Linked DNA regions of Homo sapiens: region 2 is linked to region 1. A link is an interaction called in ENCODE POLR2A ChIA-PET data of the cell type or tissue named here. Cell type or tissue: A673. All regions are shown on one strand. Links, peaks and the distances in the headings refer to the core of each region. The heading gives the core; the rest is flanking DNA. Region 1 overlaps COLGALT2 (collagen beta(1-O)galactosyltransferase 2). Region 2 holds the start of LOC124904466 (a long non-coding RNA gene).

Region 1 (11,152 bases), core at 1,028-6,027:
ACAAGCATATTCTTCTAATGCATTTTTTAAAATAAGAACCAGCCAGATCAGGGCTGAAAAAAAGTGTATTTAGATATGTGTGTTTTTTTACAGATAAATATGATTCATTTTACTGGGCAGTGTAAGGTGATCTGAATGGCTTTTAAAGGGTTTGGGGAAGAACCAAATGATTTATAAATCAGATTGGGGCAGTTGTATGGATATGGATGTCTTCTTGATGAGTGGACACTTAGTTTGAACTCAGTTTTGAAGGAAGAGTAAAAATCAACTAAAACCTGGGAAAGAAGGATGGCTCTAGAAAAAGGGATCAGCAAGGCAAAAAACAAGCAAAAAAAAAAAAAAAGATAATAGGGCATCAACCAGAGTTTTCTCTCAGGGAGTTCAAGTGGGTGGCAGGTCTAATGACTGCAAGTCTCCAAACAGATTGTATTGTACCATAGAATCTCTTTGGAAGTGCTGACTTCTGGTCTGGCCCTAGGGGAATATTTGGCTGGGAAGCTTATGAGATATAACACTCTGATGGGAGGTGGTACCTCAGTTTAGGATGTTACAGATTTGAGGTGCTTCTACCGATTGCTTGCCTCTAGTTTCTCATTCCCAAGCTCTATGCAACATTCCAAGATGCCAAACTGATTAGTATCCATTCTGCAAAGCCAGCACATGCTGATGTCAAAAATGGCTGTGAGCTACCCAGAACTTTGTAAAATAGAACCGCAGTGAATACAGAGCCACACAGAATTCAGCTTCCTCTGAATCTGACCACAATAACTCACTCTGTGCAGACTCACTCTTCTCATTCATCCACTCACAGGCTAGAGGAGCATCTGATTTCTGTCCCAGATGGGTCAGTGAGAGACCTGGCTTATTGATCACATTCAGACTCCCCTGTTATGTGATAATTTTTCTCACTTTAAGTTCTGGACCAGATCTGCACTGCACATACAGATGAAATGAGTATCATCAAATTGACCTGGAAGATACTGTTGTTGAAGAATGTCTGCAGTTATCTCAGTCAGCATCAAGTTTATTCAGATTAGTCTGAACAAAGGAAAATTTATATTTTAGAGATACTTTGTATAAGCAAAAAGGAAAGCTTTTTACATTTACCTGTCTGATCTCAAAATCCACCAAGCTAATTGTTTTCCTTCAAATATCACAATCCTGTGATAAGGACCTAAGGAAGATATCTATTTCATGTGTCCTAAAACCTGCACTAAGTTTTAGGGAATTGGGAATATGCTGAGATGAAGGGAACTGTGAGGCATTGTGACAAGTGGTAGTGTACTTCAGTGGGTTCTCCTTAATTCAGTGGAACCATGAGCAAGTAGCCTTAGCAACAGAGGGAAGGCTGACCTCATCCTCCTTAAACCTATGATTAGGGAGAGTGGGGCCAAGTACCATGACAGTGAAAACCGAAGCATGGCGCAGGGAAAAACATTTGCCCCAAATGAAACATTAAGTTTTTCTTTTGGAGAGCCTGCTGTTGCTTGTGGGAAGACAGTTGGGATTCACAGAGTCTGTGCAGGCACAAGGCAGTAACTGCTATGTAATTACAGAAAGATTTGGGCATTTTGTTTGGCAGAGTTTTGAAAAGTAACATACTAAATTGGGAACCGCTTTATGGATTTTTAAATAAAGAGAGGAGCTTCTGTTGACATAAACATAAACAGTGATGAGCTGGGGGATGGTCCTAACATTTTGCATACTACTTTATTTCTGCATTGTTTGGGGATTATCTTGAATTTATCTCCACATTTTAATGTCCAATCAGTAGCATTTTCATAATTGTTTAACTAGAAATACTAATATACTTTGTGTTTATAAACTGTTCCAAACTAGTATCAGTGACATTTTTCAGCACCAGTGGTAAGAATGATGTCATATTTTATCATTACACTCTTGATATTAAATGTTGTATGTTATCCCTACAGATAGAAGTTTCGGTTTATGGCTGAAAAAGCAGATGATGCCTTAGGCCCCTTCTGTCTGTTAGTCTGTTTTCCTCACCTTTTTCCTCCTTTCCTCATTTTCCCAATCTGGTAGTTTAGCGTGGAGGGCATCAACCAGAGTTGGAGGAAGAAATATACAAGCTTAGGGTCAGATAGACTAGAGCATAAATCTTCTGTGTGATTGTGGGCACATCAGTAAACCTCTAAGACATAGCTGCCTTATCTTCAAATAACTAATAGTAACACCTGTCTCAAAGAGTTATTGTTACAAGTAAATGATATAAGGTATGCACAGTGTCTTTTACATAAATGCTACTAACAATGATAGTTGCTATTTCTTTTGAATCTTTTCCTTTTTCTCCTATCTCCTTTACCTTTACCTTTCAAAATCAAGATTTTAAAAAATCTTCAAATGGAAATTTGTTTAGTTTCTTCTTTCCAACAACAACAAAAAATATTAGTATAGGAAACTAACATTTATCTGGATGCAGTGGCTCATGCCTGTAATCCTAGCACTTTGGGGGGCCGAGGTGGGCAGATTTCTTAAGCCAAGGAGTTCAAGACCAGCCTGGGCAACATGGTGAAACTCCATCTCTACAAGAAATGTAAAAATCATCCAGGCACGATGGCATGCACCTATAGTCCCAGCTACTTGGGAGACTGTGGGTGGATTGCTTGAACCTAGGAGGTGGAGGTTGCAGCAAGCCGAGATTGAGCCACTGTGCTTCTTCCTGGGCAACACAGCGAGACCCTGTCTCAAAAGAAAAGAAAAAGGAAAAGGTAAGGGAAGGGAAAAATAAAGAACTAAGGAAGGAAGGAAGGAAGGAAGGAAGGAAGGAAGGAAGGAAGGAAGGATACATTCATGGAGGCACTGTTCTAGACACTTTGGTATCAAAACTGATTTACTCCAGACAACAACCCTAGGTGGGAGATGCCATTACATTCTACTCTATCACTTTACACAGAAGGAAACCGAGGCACAGAGAATATAAATAACTTGCCTGAGGTCACTAGGCTAATGCATGGTGGAGCCAGGATGTGACCCAGGCAGCTAATGTTGCAGACCGAGTACAGATGGTCTGCTTAAGATTGTGAAAAGACCAATTAGTTCTAGTTTTTGCTTCTGTCGGTTGACCCAACTTGGGAAGATAAGAACGCTAGTGTTTCTTTCAAATAAGAATTGTCATTTCCACTTGAATGATGCAAGGGTCTTAGTGGTTCTCTTCCGCTGTCTTGATAATTTCATCACTTAGTTCAGGCACTTTTTAGTGAACTCTAATCTGTTTTGGTATATTTCATAGGGACAGATTATGACTAAAATGTGGGTTGTACATAAATATGCAGGTCACTTGCTGTGATCATAGCTACATAACAGTAGAAAGAAATTTCTCAAGTATTATTAGTGGCAAATGATTAAGGTGGCACTAATCATACACGTATTGGCTACATTTTCAGTTCATATTGGTAAAATAGAGATTCCATTTTTCAGGCTTTTTAATCAGTAGTCTTAGATTTGGTTGTCCCCTAAATTCAGCTTCATTCCAAATGATTGAAGAAATTATCAATCCTCCCTGCAACCTCCAATTTCAAAATATGATTGGAGCTCAGAATATTTCCTCTGGGTAAAAACTGAAGTGACTAATAAATGACACCAATCCTGTTGTTCCAGTTATGACAGCTTAACTACAGAATTAGTAAGAATGCCTAAGTTGCCCTGGTTTTATTATATTGAGTTCCATGATGAGGCATCTAAAGCACAGGGCAGTTAAGAGATTCCCATGGTGATTATGGAATGAGATAACTGATTTCTAGATTTTTAATCCTGTGTAGCTGTTTTAATGCTGATTATTTTATAATGAATATCCTTCTTGGTTTAAAGGAGCATGGGGAGTATTTTAAGCAGAGTTTGGTTTTCTCAGATCTGTTTTTAGCTCCTTTATCCAAGTGATTAGGCCAGGGAGTTTCTTTGTGACTCCAAATACATAAGCATGTGCTTCTTAGGTTCCTTTTGCTTGTCTGTTTCTGGTGGTCATAGGAATGAACAATGAATGCCTTGTAACTGAGAAGGCTGCTGGTTGTCTCTTGGTTCTTTTTCCAACACTTAAACGTGCACTTGGGTCATATTGCTGTGTGGCACCGTCTCCAAGTCTATGGCACAGTATAGTAGGACCATTATAAGGCTTATATAGGACTATAGTAGGACAATAATAAGGCTTGTTTCTGCATATTTCTTGACATAGCATAACAACATACAGTAAAGTCTGAAAGAAAATCATTAGCCTATGGTATGGCCACTACACCTATTCCCCAGTTACCATATCATGAAGAACTTTTACCATATGTGTTTAAATTATAGCTATTATTCATCAGGAATTACAAAACGTATGTATTCTATGTTTTGACATTTTTATTTCAAAAGAGTGACTTGTTCATTTAATTGCATTTAATTGATATGTTGTTAGCATATCAAAAATTGTTAGTTTTTAAAAATTTGAATCCCTTAGGGTCTTTATGGATTTTTAATAGTACTTCAGTTATTTTAAGAATTTGCTCTTCTGACTTTTTTAAATGGGAAAGTAATAAAAAAAGTATGATTGGGAATATCACAAAAAGTAAATCTCCCATCTACTCTATACCACCTGCCAGTGACCAATATTAACACTTTCTTTCATATTTTTCTAGAAACTTTCTATACATATACATATATCCTTTTCATTTTAACCCAAATATGAGTGTTTTACATATCCAGTTCTGGATAAGTGTGATATTTTAAAATCCATCTCTCTATCCCATGTTCTTTAAACACTGCCAGCCTATCTACAGCCATGCCCTGGGTGGCACAATAAAAGCCAGCTTCATATAACACCTGTTCCAGGCAGGTACTCTGAAGGCCTCTCTGATAACACCCGTCCTGCTCTCTTGTCCTTGTCTCTCTGGCCTCTAGAAGGTCTGGCCCTAATAAAAAAAACTTTTTGATGAGGTGTAATATTTATCCAAAAGTTCATATATCATAAATGTATAACTTGGTAACTTTTCACAGACAAAACATGCCATGTAACCAGCACCTGACCTTGCCAGGCCTGGATTCATACACAGCAACTATTGTTGGAGCTGAGTAGCTGCTGTCCCCTGGATTTTGTCCAGGCAGCCCAGTCCCCATCAGACCCACACTGTGTGCACTTGCAGTTAGTCCCCGCTGTCTTTCTTTGACTTGACTTGCCTGACCCATGTTGACATTTGGGTGGTGAGCTTTGCTCCCACCTCAGGCTGCTGAAGGAACCCTAGGACCCAAGCAGTAACTACTTTGGGGAACCAGCAGGCTTGGCAAGCTGCCAGCGAGTGACCTAGTGGTAAAAGGATCAGGATTGTATTACTTTTCCCTTAGCTCTCTACTCCTCTGGTAGGAAAGCTGTGCATTAATGTTCATAAAAATAAAAATCTCATTATAGGTAATAATTGAAAAGTCAGGTAGAATATAAATAGAGTGGCTGTAATTAATTTGCTGGAACTTTCTGTAGTTCAGATCCGTGAAAATGCAGCATTTGTGGTAGGTGGCATTAGCCAAGTCTCTTGCATGAATTAAACCTCAGATTTGGCTGCAGGGCGTTTCTTTTCCTCTCTAGGAGCACCATACAGAAATCCTTTCAGAGTTAGACTTTGAATAATAGCTCCATGACATCTTGCTAGGGCTGACTTTGTAACGTGTTTCACTTAATTGAAGCAACAATTATTATTTTAGTTGTTTGTCAAATTCAGCAAGCTAAGGCCTGTCCCCTGACTTGTTGGTTTAACTGATAAGATTTTGTTCCTCTGCAAACATAATGCAAAATAATCTCCTTCCCTCCAGTGTTTTCTGATTAATGTTTGAAGACATCTTAGAAGATATGTCTTTCAGAAACACAAATAATAACATAAATAATGATCTTAGAATAGTGATCTTGGGCTGTATACCCCCAAGAGTATGGTAGAAGATGAGTCTGGGACAAGCTGCTGAGCTGAAGCATTTTCATGAGTACCTGATTTCATTCACACATTGGCTTTATTGGAATAGTTCATTACCTTCCAGGTTGAATCACTTCAAGACCTATTGAGGGATACATCAGGCTGCAGAGAGGAGGTTCCTTACATAGAGCTTTCCCCATTTGGACTGCCAAGCCCAAAGTGCATACAATTGCTGCCAAGAGGGAAGTAGGACTGTTTCTTTCCAGTCCCTTTTCTTTCTGAGAGTGATTGTATATGTTTTGGAGATGGGGAGGGCAGTGGTGAAGGCAAGTATCTCATTCTCACAAGAGAGAGACATAACTCTAAGACAGGAGAGTCTGTGGAGGTACATTGATTGGTGTTCTCCCTGAAAGCCATATTAAGTGAGAAACTGCTGCATTTTAGAGTCTTGGGAAAGGTAGAATTTTCTAGAGACTAACAGTAGAACTTAAATTCTTGGGATAGTTGTGAAAAGTGTGGTTGTAGACATTTGGGGCCATAGCATTCCCGACACGGAGTCCCTTGCTGGACTAATAGACTGTTTTTTAGTTTCTTGGTTGCCAGCCAGCCCCATAATCCTGTCTCAGCACCACACACCACAATGATTATGGTTTACACCCGCCAAGATAGTGGAAAGTTGCTGCCAAGTGGAATCAGGATTTTTCATGTCATCACTGCACCATTGAACAGTAAGCTTATATGCAGCTTCCACGCCACTGCTTTCCTTGTGCTAGAAACAGGTTGGGCGGGAGAGTATTCAGACAGTCAGACCATCTCTTGTGTTGCAAATGGATTTTGTGGAATTGGCATGTAAGGCTTGAAACAGCCAGCATACGAAAATATTTTAGAAAAGTACAAGCCTCTTCTCTGCCTTTCCTCAATCTTGTTAGATTTTAATAAAATTTATTGGGTACGTTGGTTTCCATTGTAAGCTTTTTATTTAGCAAGACAAACTATGGATTTCTAAAACAATGGATTTTTAAAATGTTACATCCTTTTATTTATTCCACCATCACTGATTGTCTATGTGGATAAATCCAGGTAATCATGTTGAAATTAGTAATTGAGGTGGCCTAAAAGTGACTTGTCCCCATTGGTCTAGTTCATTGTCCATGAGTGGACATGGTCCTTACCATTGTTCTGCCAACCCTTTAGTGTAAGGCTGCTGGATTCAACTAGTGTTTCCCAAATACAGGTTCAGAGGCCAGTTGCATCACAATACCTGGAGCATTTGTTAGATACATGGATTTCTGGGGCCCATTTCAGTCACATTCATCAGATGGTCCACAGCGGGGTCCTAGGAATTGGTGTGTTAAGCATGTACATAAGTGATTTGGATGCACTTCTTCTTGGTTTGGGAACTGCAGAAGATGAGCTCCTAGAAGGCTATGTATGCACTTAAAGTACAGATCATGGGATTTTCAGAGTTTGGAAAGTTGGCATACTCTGGAATATTCTAAACTTCAGATTCCAGATGCTTAAGCCATCAAAAAGACCAAGGGGTTTTCTTATTAAGAGAAGTAGTAATGTACAGGATTACATAGGAGAAACCCAGCCAGGCATGCATCATTTGTGTTTTTTTGTTATTATTATTAAGTCAAGCACATATGTTCCATCTCCATCTAATAGTGACTATTTTTTTAAAAAGATTTTTTAAAAGACAATGCCCCAAATGTTTTACCCACTGTATGAAGCTCCTTGCACTGGGGCTCAGTATAAAACGACACTCCCTCACATTCTTTCTTCAGTGTATCTTACACAATGAGTTCATTAAGCCTTTAGTATTGCAGAAGAAAAAATACCTACTAATGAACATCTTAGAGTACAGGGAAATCAAACCAGTGCATTTCTTTAAACTAAGTAGAATTCATTTGAGCCACTTCAGTCCTTATATACCCTAATCTTGGTTTCTTTGTTTCTTGTATTTAATTTTCTTAGATTTTTCCCGTTGGCATACCATTAAAAATTCCTCCCCTCATTTGTGACAAATGTAAACAGTCTACTAAATTAGCCTGTTTTTAGTAGCTGGCAGTTCAGCCTTAATTACATGATATTACAAAGTCCCTAACCCTGGTGTCTTCACTAGCTATGAACTCAAAATATGGCTTTTTAGAAATTCACACAGTTCTGTTCTGCTATACAGAGGATTGTTCTGAGTTTGTTGCTGCTGCACAACAAATATTTTTTAAGAAGTTGATATAGCAGCATTATTATAACTGCATGTACAGCAGCCTCCTGTGGGGAAGATTGCAACTCAGTTGTTAAGTCTTATATGGTTCCATACCCTATTTTCTTGTGCTCTTTTGGTGACAGGGCAAAAATTCTACAATAAAGTTCTTAAGTTTATGCATCCACTTTATTTTTGTATCTTTTATCCTTCTCAAAAATGTGAACTGCATACCACAGCTTAGCACATCCCACCAAGAAAATAACAATCACCTGGAGATGAAGTGAGGCTGGTGGCAGTGGGGTCTCCAGGACAGTTTCCTCTAGCCAAAAGCAGCGTCTTTCATTTTTCCCTAGTGTGCAAATACGCTATCTGTGTTGTCCTGTGAAAGGTCTTGGAAGCATTGCTCATGCTAGGCTGCTTTGAGCAAGTCACTTAGTTTCTCCTGTAACATAAGGGAAATGTGCTAAAATTGTGCTTTTCAAATGCAGCCACTTATTGGAATCATTTGATGATCCAGGGCAATTGACGTATTTTGAAAACTTCCCAAAGGGTGGTAATATGCAGTCTTGCTTAAAAATCTCTAGATGAGATGTTCTCTGAGTCCTTTCCTGACCTAACACTTTCCTCTTCATGGGGATAACCATATCTGAAGAATGTTCACATAACTGCATAATCGATGCTTCCTGGACCCTCAGCCCAACTTTAGATCTCTGGGGGATGGCTTTAAAAAATCCTTTTCTAGGAAGCTCGTGGTATTTTATCCTGTTTTATACTGTGCGAAAGGTGTTTGCTAAGAGTGTTGTCTCCTTGGGAAGGCACGTGCTTGATGATGACTGAACTCCCAAGGAAAGTGGCAACATGAGAGCTAGCCTTGCAATGGCATATATTAGACCTTCTTATGAAGGAGCTGTGTGCACCAGGTAGAGAAGCAGCAGCTGCCCAGGAGGTCCTTCCTTTGGCACACAGATGGTTGCCTCTTGACTAAGGGAGCTGCATATATCAAGACTTCTGAGCACATCTAGCCAGGCTCTGGCCAGCTCAGGATTCCTTCCTACAGTATGTGTTTTGGTGTGTTGCCCAGCTTTGCTTTTAGGTTTCCTATTTCATACTGGTCTAGGGCCTCTAATCCTCTCTGGGTATTGAATTTCTGATGTTACTTCTGATGGCTTTGGAGATTAGCTTCTTTTGTTTCCAGATTTGCATAAACAGTGCTGCCTTTGTCCCCTGGTCTTGACCCAGCTTCAAAGCTTTGACGGGCATCAAAGACACACTGGATCCTCATTTCTTAGGCATCAGATGGCAGCAATGCCAGCAGGTGACTGAAGGTTATAGCCCCACTTTTGGGCCAGTTTTCTGTCTCTCAGTCAGAAAAGATTAGGTTACATTCTGCCAAGTCCTCTGACAATGGTTCTGAATCTTAACAGCTTTCATAACGCCTGTGCGAATACCATTGAACTAAAGGGGAACTGCTGGTGTTTGTCTAAAGTGGAAAGGGCAGTAACTCCCTAATATTTGCTGAACTCTCCTTGCCCTATGAGAGGCAGATTATTAAGTGTCCCTCTGGAAAGCATGGAACCTCCAAGCCCATTGGCCAGACTTTGCTACTGATAATCTTCTTGTGAGGCCCAAGACCTCATTTTCCCATGCATCTTATCAAAATAACAGCAGTAGTAGAACTATCAGTTGTCTATGCATGGATTGTCAGTATGTTGGATATGTAGAAGCCAGTTTTGATAACAGGTCAGCTTGGTCCAATCATCCAACAAACCCTTGAGCTGTATCTCTGTCTCTGTGTTGCCTGATACTTGTATGTTTAGAGAACGGAGCCTAATTTTTATCTCTGCTCAGAAAAAAAAAAAAAAAAAAGCTGAGGCTGGGTGTGGTGGCTCACGCCTGTAAACCCAGAACTTTGGGAGGCCAAGGCAGGCAGAACACCAAGGTCAAGAGTTTGAGACCAATCTGACCAACATGGTGAAACCCCATCTCTACTAAAATACAAAAATTAGCCGGGTGTGGTGATGGGCACCTGTAATCTCAGCTACTCGGGAGGCTGAGGCAGGAGAATCACTTGAACCCAGGAGATGAAGGTTGCAGTGAGCCGAGATCATGCCACTGCACTCCAGCCTGGGCGACAGAGTAACACTCTGTCAAAAAAAAAAAAGAAAAAGAAAAAGAAAAAAGCTGAAAGGTATTCAGCAACATTCCATACAGAGCATTCCAGTACCAGTAATATCTGATTTCTTAACTGCTCTTTTGCATTGTCTATGTCATGTACCACTGTATTTTCAAATTTTCTTGAATTCTTTGCCTTGCCTTGCCCTCCTACCTGTACAATGAGGGTTGCATAGGCTAATCTTTCAAGACTTTTCTAGCCACCACATGCTATGTATTTGAAGTTCCACCACTAATGCCATGAAAAATGAAACAACTCACGCTATTGCCACATTATTTAAGATGGCATTTTGAGCTTTTTTCCTTTATTTTTACTTAGATTTGACTTCTTCTGTAGTTTTGACTTATCCATGTCTCAAATCCTTGGTGATTAGACTGATGATTCATATCTATATAAAAATTGTAAAAACTTATTTGCCCTCTAACCTGAGTGAAAATGCTATCTTTTTTCATGAACAACAGAAGCAAAAAAAGGCTGTGATGAGAAGAAAAAAAGCCCAGAGAATTATGTCAGAACTATGTCAGAGGAGATAGTTCCAGGTCTGAAAACTAGGAAATCTATTGCTGTTGACTCCACTAGGAGTGGAATATTTGCAGCATAAGTGTACGTGTTGCAGGTATTTGGTTAGATTTAATTTTATCATATATGCAAAATAAGTAAGTGCAAGTCTTCCCTAGAATGCTTCCGGCACCGCCCCCCCCCCCCACCTCACGCACTTTTGGAAAAAGCAAAAACAGCAGTTTGACATTTGCCATTGTGATGGGAAACGATATGTGTGTTTGTTATTTGCAAAAGTTACTGGTGTTTTTTGCTCAGTCTGCTGTGTAAGGAAAGCAGCCTGCATTTGCACTTTGGAGGTTAGAAGAACCTGCCAGTTGG
Region 2 (11,152 bases), core at 4,120-9,119, 120 kb before region 1:
CAAGACATTTATTACCTTCCAGTTCCGTGGATCAGGAGTCTGAGCACAGGTTAGCTGACTCCTCCGCTCAGGGTCTCACAAGGCTGCAATCAAGATATCAGCTATGCTGTAGTTCTTATCTGAGACTGGAGGTCCTCTACCAAGCTCATTCAGGTTATTGGCAAAATTCAATTATTTGGGGTTGTAGGAATGAGTTCCCCTTTGCCTGCTAGCTGCCTGCTGGGGACTATGCTCGGCTCACAGAGACCACTGACATTCCATGCCACGTAGTCCCCATAGGCTGCCATGGCAGGGATGTTTGATTTTCTCCAGGCTAGTGAGAGTGCACCTCTCTGACTTCTTCCCAGCACCAAGTGAAGAAAGCTCTCTGCTTTTAAAAGACTCACCTGAGGCTGGACGCAGTGGCTTACGCCGTAATCCCAGCACTTTGGGAGGCTGAGGCAGGTGGATCATCTGAGGTCAGGAGTTCCAGACCAGCCTGACCAACATGGTGAAACCTCATCTCTACAAAGAATACAAAAATTAGCCGGGCATGGTGGCAGGTGCCTGTAATCCCAGCTACTCAGGAGGCTGAGGCAGGAGAATCACTTGAACCCGAGAGGCAGAGGTTGCAGACCACTGTACTCCAGCCTGGGAAACAGAGTGAGATTCCGTCTCAAAAAAAAAAAAAAAAAAAGAAGAAGAAGAAAGACTCACCTGAAAGGTCAAGTCAACCCAAGATAATTTTCCTCACAAGAGTAATATGTCATTATATTCACAGGTTCCATTCACACTGAATAGAACTATACAGGGCATGTGCATCACGAGTAGGAATATAGGGGCTGTTTTAGAATTCTGTCTACCACAGGGCAGCTGATAATAATAGCAAACTATTGAGTGCTTATTTATTGCCAGCACTGTGTTAAGTGTTTTTTAGCATTTAATCTTTAAAATAATACAACATTGTTTCTATCTTGTGTTTCTGTTTTGTTTCTATTTCTATTACTTTATTTTACAGATGGAGAAACTAAGGCTTAGAGGTTAGGTGACTTTGCCCCATTTCACTCAATCGGTAAGAAGCATAACCTAGATTTTGAACTCTTTCTGACTCCAGAACCCATTCTTATCCACTTTGCCTCATCAAAGCTCGTTCTCCTGTAGCCAGGGGAATGAAGATTATCACTGTTTTATGGATGTAAACAGTGGTTTGGGAAGATTAAATAACATACTCAAGACCACCCAGTTAGTAAGTAATAGAGCAGCCTACAATCTAATCTTCTTCTCAGTCCCACACTGGGGCATCCCATGTAATTGAGGGATACTCCCAAATTGCTTGTCAACTAGAAGAAAATGTAATAAGAAACCCTTCCCCAGAGACAGAGGAAACCAATGTGTTTTCTGGCTCCAAGGCTTGGTAGAATTATATAATACACATTATCAGTTCTATTTATTTTACCTGTAGTGAGTGAGAAGCAGCAGTGTTTTATTCCCATGCTGAGGAAAATAATCTGAACTATGGGCACCTGACAATCACTCCCTTTGAAGTTTCATAATAGTTAGCACCAGGAGCATGTCCTCTCCTATGGTGATAAAAGGTTAGTTAGTGATTATTCACTTCCCCCTCTCTGTGCCTTTACACCTTTAAATGAAAGGTGTCCTGGAGTCAAAGCAAATAATTATTCACGGATGAGGATATGTTTCCTTGGAACTAACATTGTTTTTTTTTTCATTACTTCTTGCATGGAGACAAAACAGCTTTGACCCAGAGCTGTTAACTAATACAAATTATCCATTGCAAACGTCATCACATCACACTACCCCCACCTGTGCTTTGGCAACCAGGGGCCAATTTTCCCCTGAGAGTTGTGTCCACCTTGTTTCCCCTGTTCTTTCCCATGGCTACAAATGCAAACAGTAAACTTGGTCCACAGACAGACATTAAAAGGGCATATTGTAGTTGTCTCCAATACCTGATGTATAATCTCCCCTGTCCTGCAATTGTCTTTCACGCAAGAAACAGAAAACAGTCATCAGAAAAGTTTTACTTCATTAAAGTGCCCTGCCTGGTCATGATTTGGGTTATAACTGAATTCCTCTGTTAACAGCCACAGCTTCTGTTGGGCAGCTCCTGTCCCAGGGTTGTAGCTAGCCCCAGGCACCAGGAGGAACATTCCTTTCTCCTGCCCCCTCAGATGAGGGCTGGCGATAGCCGCCCACTGACACTAGCCCCTGGGAACTTCATGATCCCTAGATGGTTGCCTTAGCCCTGCCCATACCTGAGTAAATAGCTCTTTTATAAAAATATTCTTAAACCAGAAACTCTGGCTGAAAATTGCTCTAAACTGAAACCACCTTTGGAAAAATTCTAACAGTGAGAAATTGATGACATTGAAAGGGACCTAACCAACTCCATCTTGCCTTTAACCTTCAAGCTGCCCTTGTTCATTCCTGGGCATAGGCAAAACTAACTTTGGGAGGCATTTAGTTTATAGTTTAGAACTATTAAAACTAAAAAGATGACAACAGCCCTTTCCCAAAACAAACCTCCTTCTTGCCTGGGGACAAGACAGCCTTTGTGGGACTAACAAATTAATCACAAGATTAGAAATTATGGTTTAGAAGCCATGCAGCCAGAGGCCACAAGATTCCTAACCTCCCCAGTTGCTCTCCTATAGATAATGTTGTATCCTATAGATAATATTGTAGAACCTAAGATTGGTGCTTGAGATATTTTTCAGACCCTGAATTCTGATGGATAAGCTGGCACCACCCAGACTGGTAAACTGGCAGATCTGGTCCTGTGGCCTCTACCCAGGAATTGACTCAGTGCAAGAAGACAGCTTCAACTCCCTATAATTTCATCCTCAACCCAACCAACCAGCATTCCCCATTCCCTAGCCCCTTGTTCACCAAAATATCTTTAAAAACCTCTAGCCTCTGAATTTTTGGGCTGGCTGATTTGAGTAATAATAAAACTGCAGTCTTCCATTTAGCAAGCTTGAAGTGTATTTAACTCTTTTTCTATTGCAATTCCCCTATCTTGATAAATTGGCTCTATCTGGGCACCATGAAAAATGAACCCAGTGGGTGGTTACAAATGCCTTATTAAAAGTATTGACTTCAGCAACAAGTATAAACTGGTATTAAAGCATTAGCACATTGTTGAGGGGGAACTGAACATTTGTGCATTGCCCAGATAACACCACACAGATTACCTTGTAGTCACAGGAGGGAAAACATAATGTTTCTTGGAAGAAGAAAATTGTTGTTTGCCTTAATTCACTGGTCACTACTAGAATCTCTAACAGTGGGCGAACCAGAAAATATATATATCATGACAAAATACAATAAGAAGTACATATCTCCTATGATATAATCTAGCTAACAAGGTTTAAATTGAATCCACCATGCTTTTGCCTTTTACTTTCTCTTTTGTTTTGTTGTTTAAGAGATGAGGTCTCACTATATTGACCAGGCTGGTCTCGATCTCCTGGGCTCAAGTGATCCTCCTGCCTCAGCTCCCTAAAGTGCTGGGATTACAGGCAAGAGCCACCACGCCTGGCCACATTTGACTTTCAGTTTATAAGAAATAAGAAGGTCAGAGAAACAAGCTAAATGAACCCACAAGAAAGCAGCTTGTCAAATCCAGAAAATGGGTTGTTCCTTAGGCTAAATGGCCAAATTCATTTAACAAGCCTAATGTCATGTTTATGCTTGGAAAAGGGCTTAAGAAATATCCATGCAATGTGTAGGCCTGAATTGGTTCCTGATTGGACAAACGAACTACAAAAGACGTTTCGGGAATGATTTAGATCATCAGATATAGACTGGATATTAGGTAAAATATAGTGACATATATTGACATGGAAAGTTTTATAAAAACAGTATGTAACAATTCATAAAACGGTATTTTTCTCAGTTTGTAAAAAAAAGATATGTCTGCATATATATGCATGCCTAAAAATTTTGGAAGGATGTACAATAGGATATTAACAGTGGTATGCTCTGGATGGTGGGAATAGTGTATTTTTATTTTCTTATTTTTGTTTATCTATACATGGGCTGCTTTGTAATTATAAGAGGTTTTTAATTTAGTAAGCAGAAAGGTTATCAGTTTAAGTGTGTAAGTTTAATCAAAGCCAAGGGAGTAAATGACGTTGCCCAGGGAAGAGCATGTGAAAAACAAGAAGGTGGCTGAGGAAACAGCTTTTAGCAACATCAAGATTTCAGAGAGAAGACTGGAAGGAGAGCTGGTCAGAGACTGAGGAGGAGCCATGAGGGAACAGAAGAAGCAGGAAAGCCAGAGGAGGAGAGTGTTCCCAGAAACAGGAATGATCAGGTCCCAAACGCTGCAGACAGGTAGGCAGGATGAGGGTTAATTAACACTAGGCCTCTGACCTCACAGTGGGAAATGCATGAAGACTTTTACCCAGGGAGGGGTGAGGAACTACAGGCTGCTCTTGTAAGAAGTTGGTAATGGAGGGAAGGAGAGACACAGGTTGTTGTGGAGGGGGCAGGTGTGCCCATCTTTTCACAAGGAGAGCCGTCGCCATTCAGGTTGTATTCTTTGTGAATGAAAACCCCTGGATCACTACCAGGATATGCTATGAGTGGTACCCCCTGGGAGGAAATGAAAAGGAGGACCCTGGGAAGCACGAGGAGGAACAAGTTATTTGGAAATGGAGAAGAGTTTAGCAATTTGCAGTAAGTCCCAGGGAATGGAGAGATTTGGAAATCTAGGAGGAGAAGGAAGGATCACTTGTGCCACAGGATCCAGGCTTGTGCAGAGGTGGGAATGAGGTGGAGAGCAGAGGAAGCAGGATGGGGTTTGGGGAGGACTGAGACAGGTGTCCTGTGAATCAGAGGGCAAGGGGCCAGCCCCAGAACATGCCAGTCACGCTTCCATGGAAGCTGCCAGACTACAGTGATGATTAGCAATTATAAGTACACTTTGAAAGCAACTTTTCCAAGTGGAATGTGCTGCTATGGGGATTACTGTAGAGCCATACGTGCAGCTCTGAGATCATGTGAACCTCATACGTTACTGGGGAAGGGGATTGCCAACATGATGGGATTTAAGGGACAGCCAATGACCCGTCACCCCCAAACTATCTCCCGGGGGCTTTTCACAATGAGAAGCAATGGGATAACATGAATAGATAATGGAAGGTGTTGAGTCAGTGGATGAGTTTGCAGTCCATCTCTATTGTTATGTACCTTTTTTTGTACTTCAACGAATGCAAATCATGTACTTTTTGAACTTCAGTTTGACTTGCTTCCATGAACATTTACCAAATACCCACTGGGCAAAAATGGCACTGCCCTCAGTTCAGCCCAGGATGTTTCATTTGATCAAGAATCTATTTAGAGAAGGGGCTGGAATATTCTGGAGCTGTGCCTGCAATGAGAAAGATACAACAGTTCTCTGTGTGCCGGGAACAGAGAACTGCCTCCCCGACCCCGCCAAAAAAAAAAAAAAGCCCAATAGAAGAATGAAGGTGCCATGTTGACTGTGACAGTCCTCTTCACGCCGTCACTGAACGAAAGAGCCCCGGTGTCTTCTGTCTTTCTGTCCCATGGAGTTCTGCCTTGGTGCTGCAATCTGTTGCCTGTTGTCAGGGTCAGCAGGTCTCAGATGTGCACACAACCCTCCAAACCGGGGCTTCGAGGAGACCGCAGCTGTCTTCTGGGAGAGGAAGGGGCTGCTCAGGGTCGAGCAGCTCCTAGCGCATTAATTAGAGCCTGTATCCCAACTGCTGCACTTGCTGTGCCTGGCGGCTCTGGGACAAGCTGTTGGTAGGTTTTTTTTCTCTGCTGCCCGTTTCTAGGCACTCATCTTCCCAATTTATCTTTCAAGCAATACCTTGCCGGAGAGGAGTGGTATCCTCCATTCCCCTCACAGCTTTAGGAACTCCGAGGCTTTGTACAAATGTGTACGAAGTGTAGAGATTCCAGCCGACATGAGAGTGGGAAGGAACGCCGCAGTGGGAGAGATTGCAGGGCGGTGCTGGGCTATTAATTAATCAGCTCAGTGGGGATGAGGAAGGAAACGGTAACTCAGAGAGGGGCTCCAGAACTATAGCAAACAGGAAGATTTTAATGAGAAAGTCCCGGAGAGGAAATGACTCAGTGGTTTGGAAAGAGTGGGCTATCCAAACAGAGGGAAGGGAGCCAGTCCAAAGGGGGGCCCCTGAGGAGGGGCAGGACTTTGTTTGGTTCCTAAAACAGAAACCAGCTTCATTCTTCACTCGGGTTTGAGTAGGGGAATCCTTGGGGTGGGAGCAGCTGTTGCTACAAGATTGAGAAACATATCTTGACTTTTTCGGGCAGGGAAACTGAGACCACATGGTGAAGAATCTGTTTGGCGAAAGGGCTGGAAGATTCCGGGGCTGTGCCTGCAATGAGGGATATACAACAGTTCTCCCTATGCCTGGAACAGAGAACCTCCTCTCAAAAAAAAAAAAAAAAAAAAGCCAGACCAAAGAAGAACTAAGGTGAAGAATTTCCTGTGATCATGTTATGCTATGTGCATGCACAGCAGAGATGGAACACATTTTATATTTTCCAATTCAAAAATCAGGGCATGGCATTTAACAAAACATATTCTTTCCAGTTTCTGAATTTGTGTACATGCAATACCTTAAAATGATATGAAATGAAATTATACTTCGTCACAAATTGAAGTAAATGAATTTATTACAATTATAACATTGCATGAAATTGGAAGTGTCTTGGGAAATCTGGAATGAATGAACACTGTGTTTTCAACTGAAGCGTATCTGAGAAGAGCTGAGGAACAAAACTTTACAAATCATGAGTTTATTAGTTTCTTCCTGAATCAGTGGTTGAGGGAGGAGGAAAAAGGAGAGAACAAATTCCCTTCTGAGAGGTGGGGTCAGTGAGAGAGATGCCCTTGCAATGTATTTGAGTGTAAAGGATGAGGAAGCTGGGACCTTGGGGAACTGACCCCCTGATTTTCAACTCTGTGTCTCAGGAGAACCTCAGTTTCCTGATCTGCAAAGTGCACACAGAATTGCTATGAGCTGATATCCACTGGGTACCAGTGTCTGTCCCTGATGGGTCTTGCATGAATCTTTTCTTCCTTGACCCCATTTCAGGTGATGTATGCAAAGATGCTCCCACTTTTGCAAGGTGCCCTGTCACTGAAAACACCTTGCAATTTCGCTGGCATCTGGGGATGGAATAGACATGGGCATTTGGGCCTCCTTCAGAAGGGCAATGAGGCCAAGCCCCGTCAAACAGGACAAGCCAAGCTGCTGCTGGTCAGTGCCCCTGTGCACCAGTAATGGGCTGGGCCTTTTGCTGGCTGGAGAGGAAGCTCTAAACAGTCTGGAAGTAGAGAAATGTTTCTGTTGAACTAGGCTAGAGTGAGAGCTTGATAATTTTGGAAGAGTGAACATCAAGAGCAGTAAAGAGGGAAAAAATGTAAACACAAATGACCCGCGGAGCTCCCGGTACATTTTGTCTGCCCCGAAGAGCAGCCTTGGCAGGAAGACTGTGAGAACCTCAATCATGATCACGAGGACCTTCCCAGCCTTGGCTGATCCAGCAGTGGGCTCCTTTAGGGACTTAGAAGGGCATTTTATAAGCTACTCACCGAGGACCTCCTGCTAGGGGTAGGGCAGAGATTCTTGTCATTTCCACCTAAGCCCAGCTTTCAATGCTGTCAATTCTGGGTACCCTGGCTTCTTCTACAGAGGTCTCTGTCTTTTAAATTTTGTCACTTACACTACTTGCTTCAATGACTTTGAACTTGGCGTGCCGTTCTGTGGCTTTGCTGCTGTCTGAATCACATGCTTTTGCCTGCATTACCAAGCAGGGCTTGGAGCCCAGTCTCAGGAGGAGGTGGCCAATGCTTCCCATTCCAGTTACCAAGGCTAGCTGGGGGCTTGTATCATCACTAGCACACTCTCTTCCTCAAGTTCTCTTTTCTCATTCTAAATTAACCTTCAAAAAAGTTTCCAAGCGGGGTCTTGGGAGGAGTTCAAGTCAATTCAAATTAATGAGTATTTGAGAACCTACTATGTGGCCAGGCATGCTGTGGGATACCAGGGTGAGTCAAACCTTAGTTTGTACTCCCCTAGGCTTTGCATGCCTAGAGAGGAAACAGTGCCAACAGGCTGGGAGTACAGGCAGACTGATGGAATGGAAACAGTTCATTGTTCTCATATTCATTCAAAAAATGTTTATTGAGCACCCACTATGTGCGATGCACCTTTCAGTACCTTGGGGCTATAGCAAAGGGCACAATTATGGGATCTAAGATCAGACAGAATTGAGTCAAAGCCCAGCCTTTGACATGAGCGTGTTCTTGGGCAAGTCCCCTGAACACGCTGATCTCCAGATTTCTCATTTTTAAAATGTAAACCATAACATATTAATATTAATAATACTATTTTGCAGTGTTCTTGTGAAATCAAGATGTAGGTATGATAGGCATGCAATAAATGTGGCTGGTTGTTCTAAAATAGATGAACAACTATGTATAATGGTTGAATATGCAAGTGGAGAGGTAAAGAGAAATAATTTTAATTTTTGACTGAATGCATGGGCATGACAGAAAGAGAAATAAAGCTGCATACTGTCAGCCTTTGCCTGTGCTGTTTCCACATGTGCAGATTCAGCCAATCTTGGAAAATTGGAAAATATTTGAAAACATTTAAATAGCAATACAACAATAGAAAAAGGTACAACTAAAAATAATGCAGTATAACAACTATTTGCATAGCATTTACATTCTATTAGGGATTATAAGTAATCTAGAGATTATTTGAAGTATACAAGAAGATATGTGTAGGTTATATGCAAATACTATGCCATTTTATGTAAGGGACTTGAGCATCTGTGGAATTTGGCATCTGTGGGGGTCCTGGAGCTGATCCACTTCAGATACTGAGGGAGAACTGTATAGACAGGTGGCATTCTAGACCAGGGTATGCCTAAAGCAGTGTTCCTCAAGGTTCCAGGAGTTTTCTAAAAGAATGATGTAATTTTTCATTTTAAAACTAGACTTTGATGATTATCTCATCTACATAGATGCATACACAGTTGACCCTTGAACCACATGGATTTGAACTGTGCAGATTTATTTATATATATATTTTCTTCTGCCTCGACCACCCCTCAGACAGCAAGACCAACCCCTCCTTTCCTTCTCTTCCTCAGCCTACTCAGTTAGAAGATGACAAGGATGAAGACCTTTATGATGATCCACTTCTACTCAATGAATAGTAAATATATTTTCTCTTCTTTATGATTTTCTTATAAACATCTTCTTTTCTCTAGCTTACTTTATTGTAAGAATACAGTATATAATATATACAACTTACAAAATATGTGTTTATTGGCTGTTTATGTTATCAGTAAGGCTTTTGGTCAACAGTAGTCTATTAGTCGTTAAGATCTGGGGGAATCAAAAGTTATAGGCAGATTTTCCACTGCATGTGGGTTGGTGCCCGTAACACCCAAGTTGTTCAAGGGTCAACTGTATATCCATACATATAAATATAACATATATGTACTTACAAGTTTACATATTCTAAGTTATCTGAATGTCCAATTTATAATCCAGGCACTGCATGATTTAAGCCTCTATGTATTTACATGTATAACACAATGTGTAATAAATTAATGCTAAGTAAAGCTATTTATTTTCAAAGCTAGTGAGGAATGAAAAAGGTGGACTTAACACAAAAATGCGTTTGCACAGCAGGGTCCATTTTATACAAAGGAAGGTTTAGAAGTCGTTTGAATAGAGAGAAATTGAGAGATCAGAGAAGATGTTTGCATCAGGTACACGGTAATATGAACGGGCTAATTTCAAAAGCGCATGGGCTTGGAGAGTCAGTACCACACTACATGTGGTAGAGATTTCATTTTACAAAAACAATATTAGGTCACCTTTCATGAATGTTATTAATTACAATTTTACCGGTTTTGTGACTTTTTGGTATTTAAAACATAAATATGTTAGTTGTATATAAACACTAAAGTAAAATGAGCTAATACCTGGTTTTATACTGTACAAATTTAAATAACCTGTTAATAAATAAAAATAATGTAAGTCTAATCTAGGGATCCACTAGACCTCTAACAGGCAAGATATGTTCTTGGTTTAGGACAAGGCTGCTGGATTCTTTCCCGTGTGTAGAAGGAGAAAGGCTTATTAGAAATGCTGCCATTTTCCAGAGGAGGGCCTACATGAGCCGATTCCTGGAAACATTCCAGAAGTGAGGCTATCACAGAAGATCTTGGAAGAGTGCAAAGCAGCCTGTACTATCGAGAACAGACTCTGTTTCCCCAGCTTTCTCCCAGTTGAACCTCCTGACTCACAGAAACCTGACCCCCTATTGCTTTTCTCTACTTTTTTCACCTACTTATTCCACAAGTTGCAGAGGTACCACGTGCCAGCTGTTGTGCTAAGCACAGGGATGCAGTAGAGAACAACATGGACATGGCTCCTGTCCCCAAGGAGCTTATAGTGGAGTGGACCATTGTATTCAACTTTAACTCTCAACTCTCACTTCCTGTTCTTTTCCACAACCTAAGTCTTTAGAATCATACACCGAACTCCCACCCAACTTTTGCAAATAAACAAACTTCCTTTGATTTATTCAGTGACATATCTAGAAGACAGCATGTCCCAGGTGTGTCAGGGATATTTTCTCCAGTCTTTTTCTTAGTGCTTGTCTGATTCTAGGCTAGGTAGCTACAAAGAGCAAGGTCTTTGGAATTAGGGAGCCGTGGCAAGTTACGTTGGTTCTTTGGAAGCAGAACCTGAGGCAGGGTTTTGAGGACACGAGATGTATTGATTTAGTCAAGAAAAACTTGTAATGGAGGAGGGGAAGCAGGAAATTGAAGGGGGAAGAGTGAAACAAGAATGTGTTCTCAAATGTGATCCCCAGAGGACTTTGGAGCATAAATGATGTCACAGACTTTCTGTGGAGTGTGTATGTATGTATGTGTGTATGTTGGAGGTAAGGGGTGATTGGGGGGATAACTTCCTAGCTAAGGCAGCTCCCAAGGGCTTTAAGGATAATTTCCAGAGAAGGGAGAATCTGTGAGCTGTCAGCTTACCACCCTGTAGGATGAGCACACCAGCCTGATAAAGGGGATCTGAGTGGGACACCAAATGAACCCACCACACTGAGGT

The links. ChIA-PET counts read pairs that join two places held together with the same protein. Peaks named below come from ENCODE experiments on the same cell type or tissue, not always from the same donor. Only the 100,000 strongest peaks of a DNase experiment are listed, where the experiment ranks them.
Region 2: POLR2A ChIA-PET joins it to region 1 with 19 read pairs; 2 of 35 experiments call an interaction of 5 or more read pairs at or near these places.

What each region holds. Positions count from the first base shown.
Region 1 is chr1:184,023,470-184,034,621 of GRCh38, reverse strand. All of the region lies in intron 1 of COLGALT2 (collagen beta(1-O)galactosyltransferase 2), which reads left to right. Among named protein-coding and RNA genes, the nearest start is that of COLGALT2, 8.7 kb to the left of the region's middle. RefSeq lists a silencer at 2,913-3,207 and an enhancer at 9,022-9,761. In A673, for the core only: no CTCF peak of the experiment used is centred there; DNase peaks (open chromatin) are centred at 2,671, 2,991 and 3,841; H3K27ac peaks cover 4,747 bases.
Region 2 is chr1:184,147,664-184,158,815 of GRCh38, reverse strand. It overlaps LOC124904466 (a long non-coding RNA gene), which reads left to right and starts at 5,100. Exons shown (of 2, transcript XR_007066765.1): 1 at 5,100-5,775; 2 at 6,310-8,462. RefSeq lists an enhancer at 1,279-1,934. In A673, for the core only: no CTCF peak of the experiment used is centred there; DNase peaks (open chromatin) are centred at 6,085, 6,695 and 7,825; H3K4me3 peaks cover 1,877 bases; H3K27ac peaks cover 4,549 bases.